Linked DNA regions of Homo sapiens: region 2 is linked to region 1. Evidence: chromatin contacts called from ENCODE POLR2A ChIA-PET data. All regions are on one chromosome and are shown on one strand. The core of a region is the stretch at or near the end of the contact, and the rest is flanking DNA. Distances in the headings are between cores, read along the strand shown.

Region 1 (2,700 bases), core at 106-2,605:
GAAAAAAAAAAATTCAGGGATATATGAATACTTAATACATTTTTAAAAATTTTGTTGCCGTGTCGTTAACAGGCTTACAAAACAGGAAATGTATGATTACTATCCTTTAACTTCAGACTGCCCCATGATTTCAGTGCCATGTTTCATATGTGCTAATAATCAAGCTGGCTAAATATTACTACTTCAATTTCCCTGAGCTAATGAGAAAAGATCAGTGGTCTAATACACAAATGAAGTGAGGACCAAATGATATTATGGAATACCATGGAATCATCACTAAAGGCTTTGTATCAGAAAAGTTATAGGAGAATTGAGATTGCCTATGATAACTATACCAACTCAAAAAATAAAATAAAATAAAATAAAATAAAATAAAGGAAGCCTCTGCCAGAGTAGTCAATAGTATATTCACATTGTAAAGGGTGATTTAGTCTCAGCAGAGTATCATCATTAATATGCAATATTAAATTCATATTGTTACTTTACATGCTACTTTTTTTGCAATTATGTTGTATTTATTTTAAATTGTTTTAGCAGAAAAACTGTTAAACACAGAAGTTTATATCTGACTTTTTTCTTTATAAACAAAGTAGCATTAAAGCCAGGTGTGGTGGCTCATGCCTGTAATCTCAGCTACTCAGGAGGCTGAGGTTGGAGGATCACTTGAAGCCAGGAGTTCAACACCACCCAGGGCAACACAGCAAGACCTCATCTCAAAAAAATAGATAAAAGCAAAAAAAGTATCATTAAAATAAAAACTGTATAAGTCAACATTGTGGGTATGGATTTTTTTCTTTTAAAGACATTCATACATTATTTAAATTAGAAGAATGCCTCTAAATATAAAGACAAACTACTACCACTTGGTTTGGGAAGCACTGAACTCAGCAATCTCCACATGTGGCCACTTTGCCATTAGGTACTCCATAATGAACAAGTGTCAGGCAGATCACAGTACCACAAGAAGCCTAAGATTTAGGAAGAGGGAGAAGGTCCATGAGAGAGCAACATGCACACATGTTTATATACAATTTCAGGGAATTCACAGAGTTCAGAAAGCTATCCACTGATTCCAGGATAAGAATACCCAAACAAGAGAGAATAAGAATAGTTTGTAAGAGGTGCATTATTTAATTAATAAGGAGAAGATGATGGCATGCAATCAAGAGAAAAATAAGTTGGGACCAAAAATAATTTTTTTCCTGCAGCAATAAAAGAATGTAGAACAATTATTAATAGGTTTTGCTGATGGAAGTTGAAATGCATGTATCTGCAATTCCAAATCTCATGATCTCACTTCCAGTGAGTCAAATTATGAAAACAGTTCGTCACCACTGAAATATTTACTAGAGATGTTTCCATATAAAAGGGGCATATAAGTGCAATGAAGGCATAGGGAGTTTATCAGAACTGTAAGTACTTAGCTTACTTTAGTTAAAGAGATATGAACAGAATCTATGGAAGACTAAATGTAGTAATAAATAATAAACTTGAGATATGCAAAAGTAAGGTGTTGAAGAGGCAAAAAATCTCTGGTTTCCCAATGTCTATGGGTTTCAAAATATGATTCTTATTTAGGTGAGAATTAAAGGCTATAACTATGAGGAGATTAGAAATAATTATGAAAAGCTATGTTTACTAGATGCCAAAGAACCACTAAATAATATTTTGAAAGCCCCAACACAATGTTTTGTTGAGACTTATTTTCACCAAGTACAGACTTCAGATGAATAAAAAGATTTAATTGCTAAATTTCATGGTTTGTCAAAGAAAATATCAGGTTTCACTCTATCAAAGACTAATAGAAAAATCAGAATAAAAACTGTGTAAATTATTTACATAGCTTAAGTAGATGTCAAAGATTGCAGACATGCTCTGAGGAACAGAACTAATCATCAACCCATGACCCACGCATAGCTAATTACCAACCCCAATATGGAGAAAACTTTCATCATCTCTTCAGTTTATAATGCAGCTTTCAGATCAAGGTTTCATCATTTCTGGCCTTAAATAAGAATCAGCCATGCAAGGAATTTAATTCAAAGCATAAGCACAATTTCAACACGTGTTTATCTCATATCGTTTTTTCTCTACTTTTCCCTTTCAATTTTCATGAGAAAACAAACTGTTATTTCTTGAAATATACAACCTGTGGGGTAGCCTTGAGATCTCAGTCACCTCCACTTCCACAATCACATGTTATCCAGCTAAAATAAACTAATGAAACTGAAGTCTTCTATGGAATAGCCATCTTATGAATTTACTGTTTGAGTAAGTAAACTAGAAGATAAAACAAGCCATTCATTTCTAGGACTGAACCCCTCTCTCCATGCCCAATTGGGAATTCCCAATGAAAAGGCCAACCTCATATAAACTGATAAGGTTTTGGCATGTTTCTGATAACGGTGACAGACCTGATGAAGACTTTTTACCTACTCATCCTCAGAAACCTCTCAAATAATTCAAATTGCAGTTTGACAAACAGATTATCTATAAAAAGCCCTCATTACTTAAGATTTTATTTAGAGCAATTCAGAAGGGATCGTTCACTGAAGGAGGAAGTCAGTGTGATGTTTCTTACCAGCTAAGCTATTGAAGATATACTTCATACCATTCCTCCTCACCCCTGAAAAAACAAAACTGGATACTAACTATAATTCCCTGAAGATAACGTGGTTTCAGGGCTCCTTCCATGTACTT
Region 2 (2,700 bases), core at 172-2,671, 310 kb before region 1:
CACTCGGCCACAGTCAGCATGTTTAAATAAAATAGATTAAATGAAAAATAGCAAAGTGTGTCACACATAGTAAAGGTAAATGATGTTTTGTGAAACTTTCATTTCAAATATGTACATACAGCCTAGTCCTGCTTTACAACAATCATGAATCATGAAAATCTTTTTAAAAGCTGAAATAAAACATAAAATATGTAGCAGAAGACATGACACATAGCGAGCTATTGTTAGTGATAACAATAAATCATTGATGCCCCAAGGTCCAGAGTCACGAATTGGGAACCCCTCCCCTGACAAGGCTACTTAGTGATCTGACTTGGTAGAATTACGTGGGACCCGCATTTTCAACATATTGTAATCCTACAGAGGGACCAGAACAAACTTTACCATAGTGAAAGGAGAGAATAAAGATATATGGCTCTACAAAAAATAGGATAGAGTTTTATTTAGCTTACCTCAAGAGACAGTTTGAATATTATCTCTGTTAATTACTGGCCATGTGACCTTGCACAAGTTGTTTAATTTCTCTGGGCCTCAGCTCCCTTAAAATGAGGATAATAATAGCAGCTTCCTAATAGGTTTGTCACAGGGATTAAATTAGTTAAGGGTATAAAGTGCTTATTATGCCTGGCACACAGTAGGCACTCAATAAATATTAGTTGTCCTTGGGTTTGTCATTATGATTACCGTCTCCAAAACAGACAAACCTATGAACAAAGACTATCTTTCTGCTTCTCCTCTTACTTTCAAATTATGTTTATATTTTATTTCTATTGCTGCAGCAAAACAAAAGACTTTTTAAAACAAAGGAAAAGGCTGCAAACTGTATCTTCAGGGAATTCTTTATATATTGCCACCTGCATTCTTCTTTTCTCCAAGATCTAAGTTATTCTTCCAGGGTAATTTTTTATTTTTCTGTCTTGTGTAGCAGGCAGAGCAGGGTATGTATATAAATGCTCACATCCTAACAATATGCTGAAATTTTCATCAGGAGATCCAAAGGTGCTAAGCCTAGCTTTCTGGATGTGTTAATTCTTACTTCCGCAAGGAAAATACTGTATGGAATTGATACGACCCACGCAAAAGGCTGTTGTGCTTTTCTGATATTCACAGACACATCAGCTCCTGGATTAAATTTGGGATTTAACATAGCAGAGTCCAATCCCCTGACATTGCCTGGTAACCGCCTGGCTGAAAATAGACTTTCTGGATGACCGCTGAGTTTCTAAATCACATTACCCTTTTGTCAAGTCACGCAGCAGGTAAACAGTGGAATAATTTAGAATCTTGACATCAGGGAAAAGCACGCACTCCAGAGAGGAATTAGGCTCTCCAAGGCTGCATCTCTCCTTTGCCTTCTCCTTGTCCTGGAAGTGTCTCGTAAAATCGTGAGTCATCCGCCATCCTTTCACTCCAAGTCCTGTCCTGTTAGGGGCCCACCAGCCCAATAGGGTTTGGAATGCCACCCACTCTGACACCTCACCCAAATCCTTGCACTCAGTGTCTCCTTTGAGTCTCCCGCAGCAAACGTTTCCCATCTGGAGTAAATAAATGACCTAGGGGGCTGGACAGAAACTCATGAGAATAACAGCAACCAAAAACAGACCCAAAAGAAACAGACCATAGCATAGATGATTTTCCCCCAACTTTTTAATATGAAAATGTTCAAAAATGAAAGGCGATGGACTAGTACAACAAATACATACACACCCATCACCTACGCTCACCAAATGCTCATATTTCAGCATTTTTTGCTTTATCTATCTATGTATCCATTTGATCTTATGTGTGTGTGTGGCCGTGTGTGTGTTGGCCTTACCCTTTAAAAGTAAGTTGCTGATATCATGACACTTCACTCCTATATTTCACAGCATTTGTTTTCTCAAAATAAGGACATTCTCTTACATGACTTTAATACCATTATCACACCTAACAAATTAAGAGTAATTCATAATATCATCTACTGTTAGTCCACATTCCAATAGCTTTCCTTATCCCAAAAACTCAAGCATGGTGTTTGATTACTATAGCTCTTTAGGCCCTTTTAATAAAGACCAGTTCTCTTACCTTTTATTTTAATGATAGTGACTTTTTTACATGTGTCCAGGCCAGTTGTCTTACAAAATGTCCCACATTGAGCATGGGTGAGTTGCAACTGGAAGGGCAGGAGAAAAGAGTTGTGCACAGCAAGGGTCAGCGGAATACATTTGACTTTCCATCTCATGCGGAGTGGAGGGCCAAGTCCACTCGGGCCTATACAACGTGCCAGCACCCCACTTCCCAGCCCCCACAGACTCCCCCTGCAGCCATGCCAGCCTTTTTGCTGTTCCCCAATATGCTAAGTGCATACCCAGCTCGAGATCTTGGCACAAATTCTCCCCTTTTCTTGAAATGCTTTTCTCTCACATCTCAAAACCATGGCCCCTTCCATCCTGAAGGTCTTTGCTCAGAGAAGCCTTCCTCCGCCACCTCATCTAAAATTGCAAACCACCTTCCCAACCTAACTTTTTCTTTATGGCACATTTCACCACCTAACTTTCTATGTGTTTTATTTCTATTGCTGATTTCCTGTCTCATCACCTGCAATATGTGTTCTTCAAGGACAGGGTTTTGCTGTGATTTCTTCATGACTGCACTCCCAGTTCATATACCAGAGTTTGACTCCATTGAATTAGCAAATATTTGTTAAAACCTACCATTGAA

What was found. ChIA-PET counts read pairs that join two places held with the same protein, here RNA polymerase II (POLR2A).
Region 2: POLR2A ChIA-PET joins it to region 1 with 14 read pairs in activated T-cell. The contact joins two enhancer-like sites. POLR2A ChIA-PET finds 5 or more read pairs at or near these places in 2 of 52 experiments (activated CD4-positive, alpha-beta T cell and activated T-cell).

Annotation. Positions count from the first base shown.
Region 1 is chr5:66,931,891-66,934,590 of GRCh38, reverse strand. The region is part of intron 4 of MAST4 (microtubule associated serine/threonine kinase family member 4); the gene reads right to left. Among named protein-coding and RNA genes, the nearest start is that of MAST4-AS1, 71 kb to the left of the region's middle. Within about 2 kb of position 1,355, at least 2 of the 41 ENCODE cell types and tissues checked have a DNase peak (open chromatin) inside an H3K27ac peak, as active enhancers do.
Region 2 is chr5:67,237,017-67,239,716 of GRCh38, reverse strand. No RefSeq gene overlaps it. Among named protein-coding and RNA genes, the nearest start is that of TILRLS, 30 kb to the left of the region's middle. Within about 2 kb of position 1,421, at least 2 of the 41 ENCODE cell types and tissues checked have a DNase peak (open chromatin) inside an H3K27ac peak, as active enhancers do.